3 separate regions of the Homo sapiens genome follow, and regions 1 and 2 are each linked to region 3. Evidence: chromatin loops called from intact Hi-C (ENCODE). Cell type or tissue: CD4-positive, alpha-beta T cell. All regions are shown on one strand. Region 1 holds the start of LOC124903837. Region 2 overlaps PIK3CD (phosphatidylinositol-4,5-bisphosphate 3-kinase catalytic subunit delta). Region 3 overlaps CTNNBIP1 (catenin beta interacting protein 1).

The links. A loop is a pair of places that touch in the nucleus more often than their neighbours do. Peaks named below come from ENCODE experiments on the same cell type or tissue, not always from the same donor. Only the 100,000 strongest peaks of a DNase experiment are listed, where the experiment ranks them.
Region 1: a loop joins it to region 3, with 9 times the contacts of the local background. A loop is called at or near these places in 85 of 110 quality-filtered maps.
Region 2: it touches region 3 in a loop (4-fold over the local background); 78 of 110 quality-filtered maps call a loop at or near these places.

The regions. Positions count from the first base shown.
Region 1 is chr1:9,612,719-9,620,718 of GRCh38, reverse strand. It overlaps TMEM201 (transmembrane protein 201), which reads right to left. Exons shown (of 11, transcript NM_001130924.3): 11 at 5,842-7,733. The coding sequence ends at 7,636. LOC124903837 reads right to left here and starts at 6,055. Exons shown (of 2, transcript XM_047436734.1): 1 at 5,247-6,055. The coding sequence starts at 6,055. RefSeq lists enhancers at 4,681-4,740, 4,750-5,294. In CD4-positive, alpha-beta T cell, CTCF peaks have their summits at 4,744 and 4,946; a DNase peak (open chromatin) is centred at 4,948.
Region 2 is chr1:9,720,911-9,728,910 of GRCh38, reverse strand. It overlaps PIK3CD (phosphatidylinositol-4,5-bisphosphate 3-kinase catalytic subunit delta), which reads right to left. Exons shown (of 24, transcript NM_005026.5): 14 at 7,663-7,784; 15 at 7,324-7,467; 16 at 7,051-7,150; 17 at 6,758-6,936; 18 at 6,555-6,667; 19 at 6,305-6,383; 20 at 5,619-5,786; 21 at 4,819-4,942; 22 at 4,490-4,635; 23 at 3,975-4,107; 24 at 1-2,002. The coding sequence ends at 1,865. Among named protein-coding and RNA genes, the nearest start is that of PIK3CD-AS2, 37 kb to the right of the region's middle. RefSeq lists a silencer at 3,640-3,848 and enhancers at 6,722-7,696, 7,697-8,000. In CD4-positive, alpha-beta T cell, CTCF peaks have their summits at 3,481, 3,684 (motif pointing left), 6,741 and 6,940 (motif pointing left); DNase peaks (open chromatin) are centred at 170, 3,700, 6,980, 7,800 and 1 weaker place; H3K4me3 peaks cover 703 bases; H3K27ac peaks cover 2,411 bases.
Region 3 is chr1:9,863,576-9,871,575 of GRCh38, reverse strand. It overlaps CTNNBIP1 (catenin beta interacting protein 1), which reads left to right. Exons shown (of 6, transcript NM_020248.3): 5 at 299-389. Among named protein-coding and RNA genes, the nearest start is that of CTNNBIP1-AS1, 19 kb to the right of the region's middle. RefSeq lists an enhancer at 1-222. In CD4-positive, alpha-beta T cell, CTCF peaks have their summits at 3,717 and 3,918 (motif pointing right); a DNase peak (open chromatin) is centred at 3,925.

The DNA of each region.
Region 1 (8,000 bases), 250 kb after region 3:
GAGGCGGAGGTTGCAGTGAGCCGAGATAGCGCCACTGCACTCCAGCCTGGGAGACAGAGCAAGACTGTCTCTAAAAAAAATTTCAGTGAAGGAAAATTCATGCCAGGTGTGGTGGCTCACGCCTGTAATCCCAGCATTTTGGGAGGCCGAGGCAGGCAGATCACGAGGTCAGGAGTTCGAGACCAGCCTGACTAACATAGTGAAACCCCATCTCCACTAAAAATACAAAAAATCGCCGGTTGTGGTGGCAGGTGCCTGTAATCCCAGCTACTCAGGAGGCTGAGGCAGAAGAATCGATTGAACCCGGGAGGCGGACATTGCAGTGAGCCCAGATCGTGCCACTGCACTCCAGCCCAGGCAACCAGTGCAAGACTCCGTCTCAAAAAAAAAAAAAAAAAATTCATTTGGCACCACTACATCTGCACTCCTGTTTGATGTTCCAGGTAGAGGGGGTCACGGTCCCTGCACTCTTGTGTTACCGGAAAGAAGTCCTGATCCAGACCCCAAGAGTGGGTTCTTGGATCTCACACAAGAAAGAATTCAGGGCAAGTCCACAGTGCAAAGCAAAAGCAAATTTATTAAGTAAAGTGGTGAAAGAATGGCTAGTCCATAGACACAGCAGCCCATGGGCTGCTCTGTTTATTTTTATGGCTATTTCTTGATGATATGCTAAACAAGGGGTGGATTATTCCTGCCTCCCCTTTTTAGACCATAGAGGGTAATTTCCTGACATTGCCATGGCATCTGTAAACTGTCATGGCGCTGGTGGGAGTGCAGCAGTGAGGACGACCAGAGGTCACTCTTTTTTTTTTTTTTTTTTGAGACAGAGTCTCGCTTTGTCACTAGGCTGGAGTGCAGTGGGGCGATCTCGGCTCACTGCAGCCTCCGCCTCCCAGGTTCAAGCAATTCTCCTGCCTCAGCCTCCTGAGTTGCTGGGACTACAGGCACGCACCACCACATCCACCTAATTTTTGTATTTTTAGTAGAGATGGGGTTTCAACATGTTGACCAGAATGGTCTCGAACTCCCGACCTCAGGTGATCTGCCTGCCTCAGCCTCCCAAAGTGTTGGGATTACAGGCGTGAGCCGCTGTGCCCGGCCTGCCTGGCTAATTTTTTAAAAGTTTTTTGTAGAGATGGGGTCTCACTATGTTGCCCAGCCTGGTCTCAAATTCCTGGTTTCCAGAGATCTTCCTGCCTCAGCCTCCCATGCCTGGGATTACAGGCGTGAGCCACCATACCCAGCCCCAAGTGAATTTTGGAACTCTCTGGAGATGGAGCGTGCAGGACAGCCCTTCCCAAGCCTCCCTCGTGATCTGTTCTCAGCTCTGGCCCAGCTGAGCCACCGGCTCACCTCCAACACACTTCCCTTCCCTCCAGCTCCAGAACGGGTGCCCCGAAGCCAGGAGCTCTGAGCCTCAGCTGCAGCTCACTGTTCTCACCCTGGCTTCAGGAGCTCCAGATGTGTGTGCCTCCTGCCACCTCCCCTCAGAGCTGAGACTGGGAGATGCCTACATGTAGCTAAGGGACATTTCATTCAACCATTCATTCAATGTTTAATGAGCCCCAACTACGACCCAAGGGCCCTGTTCTAGTGGAAATGACATTCTAATGGGGGAGGCATGCAGTCCAGCGGTCATGAGGCAATCACAGCGCAGATTTAGTGGAAGTGATTTGCGGATATTGAGAGCACAGTGGGAAAAGGCCTCTCGCAGGCGGTGGGTGGCCGTTTAGGATGAGAACTGAAGGATGAGAGGTGCGTGCTGCGTGGTTGTGCAAGCTCCAGGCAGGGAACACAGGGCAGAGGACTCCAGTGGGCGTCTCTGAAGCGTCCAGTGCAAATGCTCAAAACTCAGTTGACAGCCTGGGCTACATGGTGAAACACCGTCTGTACTACAAAAATACAAAATTTTTCTTTTTTTTTTTTTTTGAGATGGAATCTTGCTCTGTTGCCCAGGCTGGAGTGAAGTGGTGCGATCTCAGCTGACTGCGACCTCTGCCTCCTGGGTTCAAGCAATTCTGACTCAGCCTCCCGAGTAGCTGCAATTACAGGTGTGCACCATCTTGCCTGGCTAATTTTTGTATTTCTAGTAGAGACAGGGTTTCACCATGTTGGCCAGGCTGGTCTCGAACTCCTGACCTCAGGTGATCTGCCCGCCTCAGCCTCCCAAAGTGCTAGGATTACAGGCATGAGCCACTGTGCCCAGCCCCCAGTTTTTTTAATTTAGCCGGGCGTGGTGCGTGCGCCTGTAGTCCCAGCTACTCGGAAGGCTGAGGCCTGAGAATCCCTTGGACCCAGGGGATGGAGGCTGCAGTGAGTCAAGTTCGTGTCACTGCACTCCAGCCTGGGTGACAGAGCGAGACCCTATCTCCAGGAAAAAAAAAAAACAAAAAAACTCAAAAACTAAATTCACAACCTATGCGATGCCCCTGCTGGCATTTCCCTGGGCCTCTGCTGCACTTTTAAGTGGATAATTACATAAGTATCTGTGTGCCTGCCCAAGTCTGACCCCCTACTCGAGGTAAGCTCTTTGGGACAGGGACAGCTCAGTGTTGCTCATCATTCATTGTATCTCGTGGACCCAGCACAGTCTGGCCCACCCTAGGGGCACCGTATTGATGGCTGCACAGTGGCTGAGGATGGATGAACTAAGGAAAGAACCTGCTGTGGAAATCCCGGAGTCCTCCCCTCCTTCACTGTGGTCCAGCTCAGTCCCACCCGGTGAACAGGGCTGGACACGCACACTTGGCTGGTGAAAGGGTGTGTGGAGAACCCCAAGTTGGCACCAAGCTCAGGGGGCTGCACTTCAGCCCTTTAAGGACTGAAAACAGCTTTCCCCACTTCCCTCTGCCTTTGTAGCAAGATATCCTCAGTTGAAATCACAGAAAGCATTTTGCAGTGGTAGAGCCACTCTGGACCCCACAGAAGACACCTATGGTGGGGGTGGGGGGAGAGTTCCTGCCTCTGATCGTCCCTCAGAAGAAACAGGGGGTCACCTAGGCCCTTTCCTGTTGCACAGAGGGGTCCAGCGTCACACGGCTAGTAGGTTGGTATGGTGGGTGGTATGCTATAGTAGTTTTTGAACTTAAAAAAAGAAAAATCGGTAGACTTTTCTGATATAAAACAGAAAAAAGTGGGTTAGCACAAGACACAGGTCATAAAGACCTTACTGATAAAACAGTTTGCAGTAAAGAAGCTGGCTAAAATCTACCAAAACCAATAAGGCTTATTTATTTATTTATTTATTTATTTATTTAGAGGCGGAGTTTCGCTCTTGTAGCCCAGGCTGGAGTGCAATGGTGCGATCTTGGCTCACTGCAACCTCCGCCTCCCGGGTTCAAGAGATTCTCCTGCCTCAGCCTCCCAAGTAGCTGGGACTACAGGCATGCTCCAGCACGCCTGGCTAATTTTGTATTATTATTATTATTTTTTTTAGTAGAGATGGGGTTTCTCCATGTTGGTCAGGCTGGTCTCAAATTCCCGACCTCTGGTGATCCACCCACCTCGGCCTCCCAAAGTGCTGGGATTACAGGCGTGAGCCACCGCACCCGGCCCAAGATGATTTCTTTACTGTAACCTGTAAATTCTTCTCAGTTGAAACCCTGCCTAAGAAAACTGAGCTTCTCTGCTAGAGAGGGGTGGTGCCGGGCACCCTGCCTGCCTCTCTTCACCTCTCCAAATTCCTTCCTGATCTTCTGATGAGCTTTCAACTGCATGGTGGAAGATGCCTGGGAACCAGGGGCAGGTTTCTACAGCAAAACTCAGCTCAAGTACGAAACTAATTTTTCTGTACCTTTCTGTAATGCAACACACAAAAAGCTTTAGCATCTTATTTTTTAGAGAGAGGGTCTTGCTCTTGTCACTCAGGCTGGGCAGTGGTGCAATCACAGCTCACTGCAGCCATGACCTCCCAGGGACTCAAGCAATCCTCCCACCTCAGCTTCCCGAGTAGCTGGGAGGACAGGCATGTGCCACCACACCCAGCTTTTTTTTTTTTTTTTTGAGACGGAGTCTCGCTCTGTCGCCCAGGCTGGAGTGCAGTGGCGCCATCTCGGCTCACTGCAAGCTCCGCCTCCCAGGTTCACGCCATTCTCCTGCCTCAGCCTCCCGAGTAGCTGGGACTACAGGCGCCCGCCACCACGCCCAGCTAATTTTTTGTATTTTTAGTAGAGACGCGGTTTCACCCTGTTAGCCAGGATGGTCTCGATCTCCTGACCTCATGATCCACCCGCCTCGGCCTCCCAAAGTGCTGGGATTACAGGTGTGAGCCACTGTGCCCGGCCCCAGCTAATTTTCTTGTTTTTGCAGAGACGAGTTTACACTGTATTACCCAGGCTGCTGTTGAACTCCTGGGCTCAAGAAATCCTCCTGCCTTGGCCTCTCAAAGTGCTGGGATTACAGGCATGAGCTACTGCAGTGGGCCCTTGGGATAATCCTTCAGAGGTGAATTATTCTACTGAAGATTCTGGCCAGGCACAGTGGCTCATACCTATAATCCCAGGACTTTGGGAGGCTGAGGTGGGTGGATTGCTTGAGCTCAGGAGTTCGAAACCAGCCTGGGCAACATGGTGAAACCTCTTCTCTACAAAAAATACAACAAAAATTAGCTGCGTGTGGTGGTGTGCACCTGTATTCCCAGCTACTGGGAGGGCTGAGGCAGGAGGAATGTTTGAGCCCCTGAGGTTGAGGCTGCAGTGAGCTATGATTGCATCACTGCACTCCAGCCTGGGGGACAGCGAGACCCTGTCTCAAACAAAACCACCACAAAGAAGAGATGCCAATATCTTAATGCCAGGATTATGAGGCATTTTCTTTTTTGCTCACTTCTATTTCTAGGTTTTCTACATAAATGTGTTACCTTTTGATAAGAAAACCATAGATGGCGTTACTACTGTTGCTCCCAAGTTGGGGAGAACCTCACAGCTGAGGGCGCTTGGCTCTCTGCTGCCCTCACTTGGCCTCTCCTCGCCAGGCCGGGGTAGGAGCTGAATGGGCTGCTGGAAGCCTGAGCCTCAGGTTTAAACATGATGTTCCCAACATCTTGAGGACCCGAGGTCAGTGAGCTCAGAGGCGTTTGTGGCTCCCGCTGCAGGAAGCTCCTGATGGGAAGCCGTCCCAGCCCTGCACCCTCATCTGCCCTCAGGGTCTGGTTCAGGTTGGTCCTGCCGGCCCCTGGGAGCCGGTCCCCCTGCTCACTGGCTGTGGTCCTCCTGCCCGCTGGGCACTGGGCCAGAATGACAGCCCACCTTGGTAGAGCTCCCTCTGCGTTGTGCTGTGGCTTAAGGGTCCCCATATCAGCCCCGGATGGCCGTCCTGTTACTCCCGTGTCAAACTGAAGCCAACAGAAATGCAGATCCCAGTCACCAGAAAGGTGACCCCAGAGCTTGTGCTGTGACACCCTGGCCATTCCCCATCCCCGCCGCCTCAGCATGGAGCCGTGCAGCAGCTCTAAGCCCTCTCTGAGGAAGACGAGGTCTTTTTCACAACCTGACCGTGGTCCCTGCAGCCAGGGGCAAGGACGGTCAGGGATGGCTGGTGGGCTCAGGCTTTTCTGAAGAGCTGAGCTGAGCATTTCCTGCCTGGACACCCTTCTCTGCGCAGCAAACTCTGGGGTGTCCTTCCGGCCCAGGCTCAGCCAGGCAGCGAGTCTCCTGTCCAAATCCCTAAGCCCCTCCAGGGACACTGTCTGGTCACACTGTGGCCACCCCAACCCGAGCCCCCCACTCCAGAACCCCCCGTTGAAGAGGAAAGAGAAAGTGGATGAGAGCCCCCTTAGCAGGGACCCTGCCCTACCTGGAAGGCCCGAGCTGCCCAAGCAAACGAATACAGACAGCCAGCAGGCATCATTCAAAGGCTGTATCTTTTTTGGTTTCCTTTTTTGCTTTTGTAAAGAAAAATAAGGTTGTGTTTTCTGTTTGAAACAAAACATAAAACCCCCTCCCGCTGGGCCTGTTCCCTGGCTCTGGGGGATGCTGGGACCGCAGGTCTGGGCAGGAGAGGCCAGGCTGCCCGGCTGAGAGGAGGGAGCGCCCTCAGAGCCAGAGATGGAGTGCATTTGGGAATGGAGTTTGATTAAGCAAAAAATAAAAAACCTCGACACACACACACACGCCTGCTATACAGAAATGGGGACCAAGAGGCGCTGCCTCCGAGTTGGAACCATTGCTGGCAGCTGGACTCAAAAGTCCTGATGCTGTCCTGGGGCCCCCATTCCCCACGTTTCAGGGGTAGGCAGGGCAGGAGGCGGCATCCACAGCTCTCAGGACAGGAGTCAGGGGAGAGGAGGGTGACGTCAGAGCAAGCTCCTTCCCCACATTAAAAAAAAAAGTATTAAAAAAGCACCCAAAGCTTAAAAAAAAGAATCCTCCATGGCAGGGAGAGTTGGGGGCATCCTGCTTACTAGCAAAATGCCTGACCTGGCAAAATGTGTAGAAAAATAAAATTAAACTTTATCCCTGAATGGCAGAGTGAAGACCCTTCTTCCCGCCCCACAGTGAGTCTCAGAATCCACCGAGACAGCTGATTCCTCCCCAACTGGCACCAGCACATGACCAGCAGACACACACTGCCCCAGGCCCGTGTCCCAGGCCCAGGGTGGGACAGCGGAGGGGCTCTGATAGCCACGGGTGCACGGTCCCTCCCCGCTGCCTCACAGCATTGGGAGCGCCCCTCCTCAGTGCCAGGAAGGAGCCCCAGCAGGGGAGTGGGCAAGAGAACCAGGGGAAGATGGGGTTCTCAGGGGCTCCTGGGCAGAACTAGGGGAAGATGGAGTTCTCAGGGGCTGGAGGCAGGTGCCCAGTAGGGTGGTCGAAGGGGTGCAGTCTCATCTGAGATCTGAAGGCCCCCCGCCAGCCTGCCCTGCAGTTCCATGTGCAGCTGAAGGACCAGACGTGCAGGCCTGGAAACACAGGGCGAGGTGGGCCAGGGCGCTCCGCATTCTCAGGGTAATGGGGCTGCTTCCAGGAAGGTCAACAGAGGTCACAAAGCAGGGCACATGGGGCAGGGGAGGGTGGGGCAGGGGCTCGCGCTGGTCCTGGAGGCCCAGCTGGGCCTTTGGCTGCTCAGACCTGGGAGCTCTGAGGATCCCGGGAGCCCTTCTGCCCACTCCACAGGAAGGGGCAAGATAGGGCAGATGATAAGGACCATGCTTCCCCCTCCCCCAGGGGGCCTTCAGCTTAGTGGGGCTCTGAGGTTGCCCCAGGTGAGACAGGGGAGTACAGTACAAAGATGTGACTACGCCTGTGGGCGTGGGGCCAGAAGGCAGGCCGGGCAGCTCCTGCTGCAGTTACAGTAGTACTGGCGTCCCTGCCAGGCAGGGCTGAACTGTGTGGGGCACCCCAGGGTCATGCAGCCCCTTGGGGCTCCCTGGCTTCGGGATCAGAGTGTCAGCACCAAACACAACCGATGTCAGCCAAGGAGGTGAGTGGGCAGAGAGTGTGACCTCAGACACATGCTCAGCCCTGCAGTCCGTTAGGTGAGGAGGGGCAGGTGTCCTGAGGACAGTCACAGTCCAGTGAGGTCAAGGCCCTGGAGATGAGGGCAGAGGTGGCAGCCCCTCCAGGGAGGGTCCTGAGGCCGGCAGTGGTGAAGCAGCAGGCACCGGGTTGCTCCCCTCCGAGGGGCTCCAACGGTGGGTCAGCGCAGGCTCTGGTACAGAAACACCGAGGTGAACAGGGCGTTGGCGGCCAAGCTCACGGCCAGGAGGCCCCGGACCAGGGAAGGGCCGAAACGACCTGCAAAGCAGAGACCTGGTCAGAACATTGTTTGGGTGGGTGGGTTCGCTGTGCAGCTGAGCAGCCCCCTAGAGCATGCAGTTTGTGGGGAGCTCAAGGCTCTGCCCAGGGTACTCTCTGAGACTGGTGAGGCTCACCCCCAATTCTTCTCTTGGCCAAAGGCTTCCCTAGCAGGAAAGACCCCCACTCCCTGCCTCCCTGAAGGCACAGCTTTTCCTAACCCTGAGCCGCCAGGAAGGCCATGGGCTGGGCTGTCATGAGCTGGGG
Region 2 (8,000 bases), 140 kb after region 3:
ATCTGCCTTTACTTCTCATTTCAAGGTTTCACAGAGTGCTGGTCTCAACCCACATCAGTGATACTTAACTAACTTGCCTTCCCCAGACAGAAACATGAAATGACTTAAAAAAATAGAAAATATTCTTCTCGCCAGGCACACAAGACTGTACACCCAAAACCAGAAACGCTGTGGCTTTGCAAAGTGTGCTCCCACACCCGCGCACACAGGCGCACTTAAATAAATAACGCGCACGCACGGCTTTCCCCATTTCGAAACAGGCAGACGGTCTAGTGAGTTTCAGCACTTGCTGGGAACAGGCGTGTGGCCAGGGAGGTGCCCCGCGGGTGGCAATGACTACTGACGGACCCCTGGTGAATCAGAACAGAGCTGGCACCTGAGCCGCTGAGCGGGCGGCTACTTCTGGCTCTGTTGAGTTTTGGAAGACCTTTGAGAAATCAACAGCATCACCGGGCAGGTCCTGAGTCCATGGCCTGATATGTTAGGATCACCTGTGGGCTGCTAAAAGCCCACAGTCCTAGCCCCATCTGCAGAGTTAGTTGGCTTCTGAAGGCTGGGAGAAGCCCTAGAACCTGCATTTCTAAAGCTGCTCAAATCCAGGCCTTTGGAGGCTTAAGACTAAGCCTGCACCATTTCAAACTAAGTATAGTCAGAGAGAAAGATCCCAGCACGCCCCCTCGTTCTCACACTTCTGGTACCTCAGCACTCTCACAGCAGGTTCCCAAAGGTGATGGTTCTGGAAGAGTTCTGGCCTCATCCTTTTGTTAAAACCTGCTTTCAGAGGTGGCTTAGACAATGGCAGAGTGGGCCGGGCGCGGTGGCTCATGCCTGTAATCCCAGCACTTTGGGAGGCTCAGGCGGGTGGATCACCTGAGGTCAGGAGTTCGAGACCAGCCCAGCCAACATGGTGAAACCCCCGTCTCTACTAAAATACAAAAATTAGCTGGGTACGGTGGTGCACACCTGTAATCCCAGCTACTCAGGAGGCTGAGGCAGAAGAATCACTTGAACCTGGGAGGCGGAGGTTACAGTGAGCCAAGATTGCACCACTGCACTCCAGCCTGGGCAACAGAGGAAGACCCCATCTCAAAAAAAAAAAAAAGATTTTTGAGATAATGGCAGAGTATTCGCTTCTGACCTGCTTTTGCCTTCATGCGTGACCGGGGTGAGCTACATGAGGCCCAGATCTCTTTAACACGTCCTGAGGACCAGCGTAGATTCTCCTTTATGGGGCTGGGCCTGATCTCCCCAGCCGTAGAGGTGTGGTGAGTCATCTATTATTTTCTTACCTGCAAACAAAATCACTTTACAGTAGAGAAAGATGAGGGAATTCTCGTACCCAAGACCCACTTGAAAAGTGGAGAGCAAGCATCCCTGAATCTAGAGGGTACCCCGGCTGCCTCGGGGAGCTGCCAGAACTCAGTCTAGGGAGGATACACAGGGTGGGTCGCACGAGGATCAAGGCATCCTGTCGGACAGTAGGCACCAGGTGACCGCCAGGCGCCAGGACCCAGGCAGTCTGGCGGGAGGCCTGGGAAGAAGGTTCCCTCGGGAGGAGAACAGTCTTTGCTGGGCCCAGATCCACCAGCTGGAAGACTTGGGGTGACAATCCTCAGCCGAGAGCCAGGTGCAGCCTCGGGGGGCCCAGCACCGCCGCTGCATGAAGGAGGCGTTTCCGTTTATGGCTGTTTAGCTCCTTAAACTATTTCAAGTCATAAATAAATAACCAGTGTAAACAAAAGGCAGCCATGTCGGTTCTTTCCCGTTAGGTGCAGTTCAGGCTCTTCAGCCCCTTTAGGACCAATGTGCTTGGTCCCCACGACCCGCAGCCGCCTCCTCTTGGGCCCAGGGCTGGGAGGAGCCACTACTGCCTGTTGTCTTTGGACACGTTGTGGGCCAGCCAGTTCACTTTGGTTTTCCAGCTCTCACGGAGGGCTTCGTTAAACTTCACTCGGAAGTGCTTCAGTGCCTCCTCCTCTGTTTTCCCCAGTGCCAGGGAGTCCTGCAAACAAATCACAGCGGTGTCCACGTTAAGGGGGCCCGGACCTTGCTCTGGGATGCGTCCCTCTCTGGGGACTTCAGAGTCACTGAATGAAATGGTTAGTAGAGAGCTCCCAGCATCTCAGGAAAAGCTCTCTATTCCGCTCCCACCCTCAAATGAAGGTGCCAAAGACATCTTGGCCCCAGAGCCCCCAGTTCCCAAGTGACCTCGCCTCCCCTACTGGAGAAATGGCTCTGGGAGGAGCATGGGAGCAGCTGCTTTTGCAGGGACTGGTCACCAGAGGGAAGGTCCTGGCAAGCATGTGTGGCCCCAGCAGCCTCACCGCCCCATCCCACCTTCTCACATGGAGAGGACACAAGAAGGAAAAAAAATACATATGTATCTGTATATATACATTTTTTTGAGACAGTCTCACTCTGTCGCCCAGGCTGGAGTGCAGGGGCATGATCTCGGCTCACTGCAACCTCCGCCTCCCAGGTTCAAGTGATTCTTCTGCCTCAGCCTCCCAAGTAGCTGGGACTACAGGCAGCCGCCACCACACCTGGCTAATTTTTTGTATTTTTTAGTAGAGACGGGGTTTCACCGTGTTAGCCAGGATGGTCTCGATCTCCTGACCTCATGATTCACCCGCCTTGGCCTCCCAAAGTGCTGGGTTTACAGGCCTGAGCCATCGTGCCCGGCCAATTTTTTCTTTTTGAGACAGAGTCTTGCTCTGTCACCCGAGCTGGAGTGCAGTGGCGCGATCTAGGCTTACTGCAGCCTCAGTCTCTCGTGTTCAAGTGATTCTTCTGCCTCAGCCTCATGAGTAGCTGGGATTACAGGCATGTGCCACCATGCCTGGCTGATTTTTTGTATTTTAAGTAGAGATGTGGTTTCACCATGTTGGCCAGGCTGGTCTCAAACTCCTGACCTCAGGTGATCCACCTGCCTCAGCCTCCCAAAGTGCTGGGATTACGGAGGCATGAGCCACCATGCCCAGCCTGGAAAAATATCTTTTATTTATGTTTATTTTTATTTTATTATTATTTTTTGAGACGGAGTTTTGCCTTTGTTGCCCAGGCTAGAGTGCAGTGGCATGATCTCGGCTCACTGCAACTTCTGCCTCCCAGGTTCAAGTGATTCTTCTGCCTGAGTCTCCTGAGTAGCTGGGATTACAGGTGCGTGCCACCACACCTGACTAATTTTTGTATTTTTAGTAGAGACAGGGTTTCACCATGTTGGTCAGGCTGATCTCGAACTCCTGACCTCGTGATCTGCCCACCTCAGCCCCCCAAAGTGCTGGGATTACAGGCGTGAGCCACCGCACCCGGCCTGGAAAAATATCTTTTTTTATTATTTATTTTTATTTTTTTTGAGACCGAGTTTTGCTCCTGCTGCCCAGGCTGGAGTGCAATGGCACAATCTCGGCTCACTGCAACCTCCGCCTCCTGGGTTCAAACGATTCTCCTGCCTCAGCCTCCCGAAAGTAGCTGGGATTACAGGAATGCACCACCATGCCCAGCTAATTTTGTATTTTTAGTAGAGACGGGGTTTCTCCATGTTGGTCAGGCTGGTGTTGAACTCCCGACCTCAGGTGATCCGCCCACCTCGGCCTCCCAAAGTGCTGAGATTACAGGCGTGAGCCACCCAGCCTGGCCAAAAAATATCTTTTAGAAGGCAGAGGGAGCCAGCGCTCACGCGGCCCCCTAGTGGACACCTGAAAGCCCCGCAGCCCTGAGCACAGCACCCCAACCAGGAGAGGTCACTACACATCTGCCACTGAGTGGAACCATGCCTGGGCGGCTCAACTCTGGTCCAGCCACTTTCCCCTCCACCGCCCACCAGCTCCACTGCTGGGTCCTGGGACGGCATGAGGCACACACAGCTCAGTGCCCTTTGGGGCCTACTGCATTCAGGGCCCTCCTAGGTCACATTGCTCGGGGGCAGGCCTTGGAAGTCCACTGGCGACAGCAGTCTCCTGCCCGGCACATACCTTGAGATACTGGATGTCTTTGGAGCAGCTGAGCTCAGGCAGGCCTGCCGCCCGCATCAGGGCAAAGAGGTGGAGGAAGAGAAGCCCGTGGCGCCGCAGGATGGTGTAGGCCCTTTCACAGTAGCCCCGGAACCTGCAGGTAGGGGACAGAGGAAGTGAGGCTCTGGGAACTCCCAGCCACAGGCCAGAGGGCCGCTCTGCATCCAACCAGCCCCTTCCCCAAGGACACCTGCCCTTGCCCTGATAATGGGTGGACACAAGGCCTCCAGTTCTGCTAACTGACCCCCGTGCCCCAGCCAGCCTCCTGCTACATGACCCACAAACCTGCCCACATTGCCCAAAAGGGGCACTGCAGGGTGGAGCAGGGGCATGTTCCAAACCCATCAACAGTTGGGGTGAGGGGCCAGGTGTGGGGTTGAGACCTGAGCCCCATCCTGCACCCTGCCTGGGAACCTCTGCCCTGTTCCCTGGGGCCCCACACCGAGGGGCATCTGGTGGGGCTCAGGCACTCTCACCGTTCAAATTTCTCACTATTATTAGTCTTCCCCTGCTGAATCACATGGACAAAGTCGTAGGTGAGGATGAATGGGACACGCTCGCGGTTGATTCCAAACTTGGTCTTGAAATTCCCCAGAAAGTGGCCAAAATCAATGTGGAACAGCTGAGGGGAGGGGAGAGGAGGGGGAGGATTGAGAAGGTGTCAGACAGGAGAGAATCCAGGGGAGACAGGAAGCCAGCAGGGCTGGGGGACCCCTGCCACAGAGCTGTGTGCTAGGCAGAGGGGCCAGCAGGCTGGGGCCAGAAGCCAAGTCCCCACAGCAGCCGCCAGCACCAGCCCCTGTACCTGCCCACTCTCTCGGATCATGATGTTGTCGCTGTGCCGATCGCCAATGCCCAGCACATATGTGGCCACACAATAGCCAGCACAGGAGAGGGTGAACTCCTCAATGGCTCGATCCAGGGCCTCCCTGGGTGGGGAAGATTAAAAAGCATGGCCATACCATTTTGCAGCTCCGCCTATCAAGAGGTGGGTTATTACTCCCTCTCCCCTTGAATCTGGCCCTGTGACTTGCTTTGACCAACAGAACATGGAGGACACAATGCTGGACATCGCTTGCAGACGCTATTCCAGAGCCAAGGCATGAAGACCCCTGCAGATCTTGAACCCCATACCCTCAATACAGAGCCACGGAAGGAAGGTGAGGCTGCTAAATGAGGAGACCACATGCAGAGAGGCATCACAGACAGCTGGCGCCAAGGCCCCAGGAATGAGATGGGTTATCTCAGACCCCACTGGCCCAGTTAAGGCACCAGATGAGAACAGCTGCATGAGTGATTATGTGGAACCAGCAGAAAAGCCACCCGGCTGAGCCCAGCCCCAGCTGCAGATCTGTGAGCCAATCGTAAATGGCTGTTTTTTAAAGCCCTGCGCTTTGGATGGTGTTGCATAGCAAGAGACACTGATACTTGGGGAAGAGAGACCTACCTCACCCCAACCCAGACACAGGCTGGTCCTCAACTGAGCCAAGTAGCCACAAAGATGGTCTGAGGCCCCTCCCCGCTCCTTTGTTCTGACAGGCGAGGCCCTCCCACTCCACACCTCTTGGAAAGGAGAGGGAACCTATCCCTGGGCCTGAAACCCACCCCGGGTTCTTGGACTTCAGCCAGTTGAGCAGGGCATCCTTGTTGAAGGCGGCTGTGGCTGCCATGTTGCTCTTGTTGAGTTGGATGTTGGCGATGGTGTCTGAACGGAGTACCACCTCAATGAGGCCTGTGCGGTCCCCGGTGGGGAGGCAGCCATAGGGGGTCATCCTAGGCAAGGGGGAAGAGGGACGGGCAAATGGCATGGTCAAGGGCTGTCCCTGAGGCCACTTGAGCCCCAGAAACTCATGGTGCCCCAAAAAGCCACAGAAGATGCTGCTGCCCACATTGCTAAAAAGCAGGTGAGAGATGCTGGCTCCTTGGAGATGCCGGCACCAGCATCTGAGGTGCAGAAAGCACCACAGCTGAGTTCACATTTGCTTGGAAGAGAACCAGACAGAGGCCTTGGGAGAAGACGCCACTGCTTCCCAAGATGGGCTGGGGAAGCCAGGGGCACCTGGGCAACTAAAGCAACAGAGCAGGGTACACACTAAGCCTCAGGAGCAGCCTTCACGCATCCTGCTGCCCGCCGCCTCCTGGCCTAGAGTTAAACCGCCTCCGGGTCTTCCTAGGAAAGCCCTTTCCCCGGCTGAGATGGTCATGCCACCTTCAACAAGGACCCCTCCAGGGGCACAGACTCCCAGGCTGGGCACAGACACCAAGGGACGATGTGGGGTGGGGGTCCTCACCTCAGGTCCAGCCCCTCCTGCTTCCACAGGACGTCCATGAGCTGGATCATCTGCAGGGTCAGCATGTCCTGCCGGAGGTCTGTGCCACCGGCCGGTGGGAGGAGAAGCGTGAGTTTCTGGTAGGTTCTCTGCTTCCAGCTACACCCAAGCCCTTAAGTCCCAGGATTCTGTCTTCTCCACCCCCACTCTAGGAGCACCCCAGGACCCCCCAGGGCAGTACAGGCGGGGTGTGGGGAGGCCAGGCCCTCACCATCCCCGTTCTTAAAGATGATGCCCACGCTGCCGCCGCTGCCTGCCTCCTCGTTGCTGTACATGATCCACAGGGGCTTCATCTTGGAGTCCATGAAGGTGCACTGCTCCACGCTGCCAGGCCAGAGAGCGGGCAGTCAGCAGGGGCTCCTCTACCGGCCTCCCAGGGGTGGGAGGAACCCTTGTGGCGGGGCTTGGGCTCACCAGACTTCAGCCAGCAGGGTGCTGGGGTCGAGTGGGGACTGCAGGTGGGAGAGGGCCTCTAGGTAGGCCTCCTGCCGCATGCACAAGTGCATCAGCTCCTTGGTCTGGGGCTTGGGGGTCTTCTGAGAGCTCAGCTTGACGAAGTCATTCAGGGCCTTCAGTTTGCTCAGTGCTTCCCCCTGGTGGGCAGATGGGAGGGCGGCGGTGGGCAGGTCCCAGCCTCGACCCAGCCCTGGGGATTCCCAGACGCTCAGGGCCGCCCCCTGCCCGCCCCCCAGGGCCTTGGGCCTCACCTGCTTCATCAGCACCTTCATGTGGTGGGTGCTGCCCCTGCAGTAGGCCTCCAGGATGAGGCCGAAGCGCAGGGCCACCGACGGCACGTGCATCTCGGAGCTGGAAGGTGAAGGGAGGGCTGAGCCTCACCAGGCAGCACCACGCAGCCCCTCCCGCCCAGCAGGACCTAGCGAGGCCAGGACACCCAGGCCTGCTGGAAACGTCCCCAGTGGCCTTCCAGGGAGACTCAGGGGCTGGGATTCCCACAGAACGGCTGGGGCAAGTCCCGCTACCGGAGGTGCCAGAAAAGGAAGTGGCCGATCTTGCGGTTGGCCAGGGCCCGGTCCAGCAGGAATTTGGTCAGCTCGCAGTCCAGGTAGGACTCGTACTTGAGCACCTGCACCAGCTGCAGCAGGTACTGGAACAGCTCATCGTCCCTGCAGGGAAGGAAGGCGCTGGGGCCTGGAGCTCCCCGACTCAGGACAGGAGGGAGCTCCCTCGGCAGCCAGAGGGAGGCCAGGCAGGAGGGAGCAAGCCCACGGGAAGGTTCAGGCCCCACCCAGAGCCCACGTCCTGGCAGCCAGGACACAGCTGCCCTCTGGAGAAGTGGGGAGCGCCCAGCTGGGACTCACGTCAGTTTCCGCAGCGACTTGATGGCGAAGGAGCCTACGTGGCAATCGGGGAAGCTGAAGTCTAGCAGCTCCAGGGCGCTCAGGACGGGCAGCTCCGGCCAGGAGCACAGCAGGTAGAGCATCTGGGGGGAGCCGAGGTCAGGCTTGGGGGCGGCCGGGGTCAGGGTGGAGGTGGTCAGGGTAAGGGTGATGGCCAGCCAGGGTCAGGGTGGTGGGTGGCCAGGGTCAGGGTGAAGGTTGGCCAGGGTGAGGGTGGGGGTTGGCCGGGGTCAGGGTGGTGGGTAGCCAGAGGCTGTGGTCTGCCCCCAGCTCCGCCCCCAGGTGCGCCTCCCCACCCA
Region 3 (8,000 bases):
GGAATCGCCCCTCAGCCTTCCGGGCAGGACTTGTGTCTTCCACTGGCCCTATACTAGAACAGACCTTAATCTCAGATTCAGTCTGAGTGGCAAAGGCTTTGGACCCCTGGACCAAGTTTAAGGAGGGTGGGAGTGGGGTGGGCTGGCCCTGAAAGCAAAGGGGTCAAATCTCAGAAACAGAAGCCCGAGCAGGGACCAAGCAGGGACCAAGCAGGCCTAGGCGGTGCCTCTAGGGGTGCAGGTGCCTTTCAGGGAACAGGTGCATGCTGCCCCTCACCACAGCTCTCTCACCCTGCAGCTGACAGCCAGCGAGGAGGAGTTCCTGCGCACCTATGCAGGGGTGGTCAACAGCCAGCTCAGCCAGCTGCCTCCGCACTCCATCGACCAGGGTGAGTTGGCGGCAGAGGGGCTGGGGCAGTGGCACAAGTCCCAGGGGCACCGACTTGTGGTTCCCTTAGAAAGCGTAGCTCCAGCCCTCTTTGATGGGTGATCCATGAGACCCAGGGCTGACTAGGAGGGGCTACAGCTCTCTCCACCCACAGAGCTGAGCCAGGAAACCTTCGGAGCCTCCCACCTGATCCCATCTCCTTCCTCAGGTGGGAGCCAAAGACTCTACAAGACAAATGGCAGGATCCCTTTCTAAGGCCTGGAAGAGGCAGGAAATGGAGATGTCTGGGGGCGCTCATAACTGCAGAGACTGATTATTGCATTTCTTTAACCTTTGGCCTGACCCCTACCCACCCAGCACCCTGTCCAGGAGAGAGAAACTGCCCTTGTGTGCTAGAACAATGCTGTCACTGTTGTCCTGAGCACAGACCACATTGTGGCTGGTGTGGTCCTGGCTGTGGCCAGGAGGAATGCCCCAAAGGCCTGATGTCTCCGTGCGCCTGAGGGAGTTCTGTCTTTTTGGGGTGACCTCAACAAGTCAGCATGGTAACAGGCAGGATGTGAGTGTTTGTTGTGTAGCAGGCACCGTTGTTTCATTCTATTGTAGGTAGCTACTATTTGTATTATTAATACTTCCACTTAACAGGCAAGGAAACTGGGATTTGGGAACAGTAAGCCACTTGGTCATGCAGCCAGGTGGTTACTGGGGAGTCCCGGGATGTACACCTGTGGCTGAGGAGCGCTTCACTGTCTGCCATCTTGCCCATAACCCACATGGCTACTGGACAGCTCCATGTCCCTTGGCTGCTCAGCAAGGTTCTCCTTCTCTAGAAGGCTTCTCATGACACAGAGGCCTAGTATTCTGACCAGCATCTCCATAGAGTCCTTTCCTTTTATTCTCTTTATGCTTTGTTGGAATGATTGGCCATGAAATATTACAACCTGTGGCATGTCCAGACGCGAGCGGGCCCCCGAAAGCAGAGTGCTGACGGCTGCGTTTGCTGTGCTTTGAGGCTGGCATGCGGGGCCTGACCTAGATCACCAGCCAGCCCTTGTTCTCCTGGATGTCTTAGGGCTCTGTCCTGGCACAGGGGCCTGTTCCCAAGCACCGATGCTGGGTGTGACCTGGCTTGTGCACCCAACTCAGCAGAAACCTTCCAGGCAGTGGCTCAGGCAGCTCCCTGGGACAGCAGCTCACCACGCACAACCTGCCTGGGTGTGTCTGCCCAGGTGTGCCTCCTGGATCATGCGGCAGCCTGTTCTATGTGGCGTCGGCTCCCGCCCCATCCTGGGATCTCTTGGGTGAGGTCTCTTCTCTTCCAGGGCTAATCTGGGTTTCTAGCATGGCACCCTCTACCATGGCTTCTGACTCATGTCAACCTGAAACCTTCAGGCTTCTGAGTCCCTGGAGACTCACCTTCCTTCCCACTTAGTCTTGGTCACTGAGTTAACCTGAATTTGAGCTCGGATGGTAAGAAAGCCTCCAGTTGAATACTCTTGGGAAAAAATCAAAATAGGAGACATCAAAATGTAGGACCATATGTCAGTATAAAAAGCAGCAACAGGCCGGGTACGGTGGCTCACAGCTGTAATCCCAGCATTTTGGGAGGCCAAGGCAGGTGGATCACCTGAGGTCAGGAGTTCTAGACCAGCCTGACCAACGTGGCGAAACCCCATCTCTACTAAAAATACAAAAGTTAGCTGGGCATGGTAGCATGCAGGTGTAATCCCAGCTACTTGGGAAGCCAAGATCTCACCGCTGCACTCCAGCCTGGGCAGCAGAGCAAGACTCCGTCTCAAAAAACAAAACAAAACAAAACAAAACCCCAGCAACAACACACATACACACAAGACACAAGCTGTATATGCACATAGAAAAAAAAGCTGGTGGCCAGGTGCAGTGGCTCACGCCTGTCATCCCAGCACTTTGAGAGGCCATGGCAAGAGGATTGCTTGAGCCCAGGAGCTCAAGACCAGCCTGGGCAACATAGGGAGACCCTCTCGCTACAAAAAATACAAAAACTAGCTGGCTGTGGTGGCACACGTCTGTAGTCCTAGCTACTAGGGAGGCTGAGGTGAGAGGATCGCTTGAGCCCAGGAGGTTGATGCTGCAGTGAGCCATGATCGCACCACTGCACCCCAGCCTGGGCAACAGAGGGAGACTCTGTCTCATAAATTTAAAAAATTTTTAAAAGACAAAGAAGCTGGTGGAATATATACCAGACTGTCAGAAATTTTGTTTTTGACAAGGGGTGCTGGGCGTGGTGGTTCATGCCTGTAATCCCAGCACTTTGGGAGGCCAAGGTGGGCAGATCACCTGAGGCCAGGAGTTCAAGACCAGCCTGGCCAACATGGCAACATCCTGTCTCTATTAAAAATACAAAAATTAGCTGAGCATGGTGGCAGGTGCCAGTAGTCCCAGCTACCCAGCTACTTGGGAGATTAAGGCAGGAGAACCGCTTGAATCTGGGAGGCGGAGCTTGCGATGAGCCAAGATCACACCACTTTACTCCAGCCTGGGCAACAGAGCTAGACTCTGTCTCAAAAAATAATAATAATAATAATTGTTAGGGGATAGGACTATATAAGAAACTTTAACTTTCCAAGTCACACATTTTTGTAAAACTAATATTTTAACATTGTACATTTGTTTCTTTGTCATAAGGGAAAGTTAAAAAAAATATTTTTAGGAGAACTCTTGCCTAGCCGAACCCACAGTTAAGAATAAAAATGAGCTCTGCCAAGTTGTTGAGGAAGGTCAGTGACCCCACTTAGCTGTTGACCTTGCCCTGAAACTGCTGAGCAGTAGGAGCAAGCTGGCAGCTGTGACCAACTGTGTGGGCCGTGGAGTCCAGGCCCTTCTGGGTGGGTGGTGTCTGTCCACAGCTACTTCTTTCTCCGGGGAGGGGTCTTCTGGAGCTGAAGCTGGAGCCAGGGAAGACCCCAGGGAATCGTTGCGGAATAGGTGGTGGGAGTCACTCCCTGCTGCTGGGGCGCCCTGTGGACTGCCCCTACCTCCATAAAGATACCTCTAACCTGGCTGCCGGGGCCTGAGCCACACAGACCTGAGCTGCAGGAGGTTCTGAGAATTCTGTGGACTGGGAGTGGAGAGGGGAGGGGTCAGCCATGTCTGGAAGAGTTTCATAAGCATATTTATTTTCTTTGCGAGCCTAACGACACCACAAACAAACACAACAACAATAACAGCAGAACTGCAATCAGCCCAGTCCCATACTGGGCTTACCCATGTGAGGGCAGGACCCTGCATCTGCCTGTGCCATGTGGGCAAATGGATCTCTGTTAAAATCTCACCTGCCCACCTTCTCCATCGCAGAGCCAATCTCAGCTGATGCTGCAGGATCCTGCTGTCAGAGGCTCAGACACTGCTTAGGTGGAAGAAGCCCTGGATTGTTGTCTCCAGGGACTGGGGCAGGATGCGGGGGCCAGAGCAGGGTGCAGAGACTGCCATAATGAACCCCAAAGGCCTGGAGCCTGTGGGTAATGGCCTGGCGTGCACCTCCTGCCCACTAGGTGGCGCTGTCTCTCAGCAAATGCTCCAGGCTGCTTTAGGTGTTCCCTGAGCCAGAGGAGGCTCCATCTACCCCGGGACTCCTCTAGCAGGGGGTCTGAGGCAGACCCTCCAACGGACAGCACCCGACCTTGGTCCTGAGGGTCTGGCCGCCACCTTTAGCCCTGCACATGCTTCCCCTCCAGGGCTGGATGGGTCTGGTACCTGGGGCACTGCTCCCTTACTTGAGGCCCAGGGAGGGGGCCGTGGGCACCCCTTTACCCCCTACCCTTCGATTCCTTCCTCGGTCACATTTGTTGAGTATCTATGGGGAGCCAGGCAGGTGCTGGAGACCCTGGGGTGGGGGCCTCCCCTTACGGGCTCACCAGGTGGTTCCAGCAGAGGCCCCAGTGGCCCCCCAGTTCCCAGCCTGCCTGGCCTCTGCTGGGCTGAGACCACCAATGACAGCCTCCTTTCCCTCCCTTGTCCTTCACGTCACCCCTCACTGGCTGTTTCCCACTCCCTTCCCTCAATCAGGGCTGTCATCCTCCAGGGTTGCCCCCTCTCTTCTCCCTGTTCCACACGCAGTGCTGTGATCTCAACAGAGAACATAGCCAGCTGACTGTTGGCCAGCATCACCACAGCCACCCATGCCCAGCTGACATGGATTTTCCACCTGTGCTCTGCCCTGACCAATGCCCAGCAAGTACACGGCGCCCGAGGACTCAGCCTCGACTCCTCTCTTCCTCAGGAACCTAATGGGTTACTGAGTCCATCCTAAGGCTCCCCAGACCTGCTTCATTCTCTCCCTCTCATTTCCAGCCCCCTCTTGGACTGAGCCCATATTCACTCTTGTCTCACAGCTTCAGATCACTCCTATCTGGCATCTCGACTTCCCATCTTGCCCCCTCAGGTCTGCTCTCTACCCCCACAGCTGGAGAGACTTTTGGAGGCTTAGAGTGACATTAGTGGGTCTCTACTCGACTTTTTTTTTTTTTTTTGAGAAGGAGTTTTGTTCTGTCACCCAGGCTGGAGTGCAGTGGCGTGATCTCGGCTCACTGCAGCCCCCACCTTCCCAGTTCAAGCAATTCTCCTGCCTCAGCCTCCCGAGTAGCTGGGGTTACAGGCTCCCGCCACCACACCCAGCTGATTAGAGACGGGGTTTCACCATGTTGCCCGGGCTGGTCTCAAACTCCTGACTTCAGGTGATCCATACACCTTGGCCTCCCAAAGTGCTGGGATTACAGGCGGGAGCCACCATGCCCAGCCTCCACCCAACTTAAAATCATTCAGTGGCTCCCCACTGCCTTGAGGATAAAATCCAGCCCCTTTAGCTTGGTGAGCAAGACCTGACCTCACACTGTAAAGGGCCATAGTGAATGGCCATGTTCATGCCTTTCTGCCACTGCATTTGCCTCTTGGCCGCCAGGAACCAGCCTTCACCCCCACCTTACTCCCCTGCCCCCTGCAACCTGGGCCAGGCCCTCCTGTCACATGTGCATGTACCTCAGCTGTGCTACACCCACACTGTCTCCTAATCCATCTATTGACCGGGCTCTGAGCTCCTTGAGCTTGGAACTGTGGCTTCCATCTTATTGTTTGTCATGTTTGGACAAATAAATGAACTGGGTTCTAGTCCCCAAGGGTGTCTAAGCAGACCTGGAAACCAGAGAGACTTGGCTTTGAACCAGAGGAAGTCAGTACTTCTCAGGAAGGTCGCCCTGCTGGGAAGGGGCAGCTGCAGGAATGGGGAGGTCCAGAGCTTCCTGAAGCAGGCCTGTGGAGTGCTGAGTCCAGGCTTCTCTCATGGTCAGTGTGGCTCCCTCTAATGCGTAGTGATTTTTTTCCCAGTTATAGAATTGTGCATAGTCATTTTAAAAAACTGGGGAAAGGGAGAAAGAGCAGAAAAGTTTGAAATATTGAATCCTACTGCATAGCTGTAATCACTCTTACCCTTTGTTAAGTTCCCTGTCATCCTTTCACAAACATGCATACATCTGTAGCACAAGGCTGGGACCATAAACATTTTAATACCTGTTTTTTTTTCTTGTTGTTTTTTTGTTTTGTTTTGTTTTTTGAGACAGAGTCTCGCTCTGTCACCCAGGCTGGAGTGCAATGGTGCGGTCTCGGCTCACTGCAAACTCCACCTCCCGGGTTCATGCCATTCTCCTGCCTCAGCTTCCTGAGTAGCTGGGACTACAGGCGCCCGCCACCACGCCTGGCTAATTTTTTATATATTTTTTTAGTAGAGACGGGGTTTCACCGTGTTAGCCAGGATGGTCTCAATCTCCTGACCTCGTGATCCACCTGCTTCGGCCCCCCAAAGTGCTGGGATTACAGGCGTGAGCCACCGCGCCCGGCCTTAATACCCATTTTTAACATCCATTTTTTACGCATGATAATTTCACTGTGTTCTTAAATAATTTCCAATAAAACTTTTTTTTTTTTTTTTGAGACAGAGTCTCACTCTGTTGCCCAGGCTGGAGTGCAGTGGTGCTATCTTGGCTCACTGCAACCTCCACCTCACAGGTTCAAGCAATTCTCTTGCCTTAGCCTCCCAGGTAGCTGGGATTACAGGTGCATGTCACCATGCCCAGCTAATTTTTGTATATTTAGTAGGGATGGGGTTTCACCATGTTGGCCAGATTTGTCTCAAACTCCTGACCTCACGTGATCTGCCCACCTTGGCCTCCCAAGGTGCTGGGATTATAGGCATGAGCCACTGCGCCCAGCCCAGCCACATGCTTTTTTAAGCAGGACAGTGTTTACTTGAGGAACAGGGATGACTTGGGCTGTTAGGTATTTCAGAAAGGGGCAGAACAAATGGGGAACACTTTCTGCTGCATTTTTACCCTGGGCCCTCCACCTATAGGTGCCTTCCAATGTGCTGGTTCTCTGAGAGCTCCGGGTCTCTTCTTGCCTCAGCACTGCACTGGGGTGGTGCCCAGCAAGTACAGTTCCAGGCCTCTGATGGTGCTTTGCAAAGGCCACCCATGGCCAGTCACCCGCAGAACTGTCATCCTCCCACAGTGCCTCAGAATAGGCCCTTGTCCGGCCAGGCACGGTGGCTCACACCTGTAATCTCAGCACTTTCGGAGGCCAAGGTGGGCGGATCACGAGGTCAGGAGATTGAGACCATCCTGGCTAACATGGTGAAACTCCGTCTCTACTAAAAATACAAAAAATTAGCCGGGCGTGGTGGCGGGCGCCTGTAGTCCTGGCTACTCAGGAGGCTGAGGCAGGAGAATGGCGTGAACCCGGGAGGCGGAGCTTGCAGTGAGCCGAGATCGCGCCACTGCACTCCAGCCTGGGCGACAGAGCGAGACTCGGCCTAAAAAAAGAAAAGGCCCTTGTCAAGGTGTTGCTGAGAGGGACCCCGCCTAGACCTAGACTTGGCTCATTTTGTCAAGGAAGCTCCTTGTTTTTTCTCTGCCTGGGGGCCTCCTGGGGCCATGCCCTGGTCTGCTGCCACCCTTCTTGTCTCTGGGAGCTGTGTGCTGGCACCGGGGCTCCCAGGCCTGTTCCTGCCTCCACCTGATCACACTCTTTCTCCAAGACACTTTCCAGGGAAGGTTCCCCCAGCTGCGGCCAGCCAGGCTTTCCCCTTTGGAAGCTGAGGCTGCTGGTTCAGGATCTGCTGCCAGAGAGCCTAAACTAGGTCAGTTGGCTTGAGGGTTACACTGGGAACCTTGTTAAAATATCTGTGGTCATGGGTAGATCAGCAGAAACCAGGCTGTAAGGAAACGGCCTCTCCTTTCGTAGCATGGCATGAGGGAGGCAGCTCTCTGCTCACCAACCCCCTTGACCCCCTCAGCGGCCCTGCCCTATTAGGGGTGGTGGCATGATCTCCATGTTACAGCTCAGTGTGGAAAGTTCTTCCTGGAATCCCCCATAACAGCCTTCCAGCCTCTGTTCTTTCACTTCCTTCATGAAGCCCTCGCTGACCCCTTCCAAGTCAGCATGTGCCCTGGAGCTCCATGCCAGTCTTACCACCTTATGTTGGCAGCCCCTCGGGACCAGGGTCTGTGCCGTGTTCACCATCACACATGAGTCCCCCATCCCGCCTCTGGTGCAGTGTAGGTGTCTGCTGGATGGATGCCTGGAC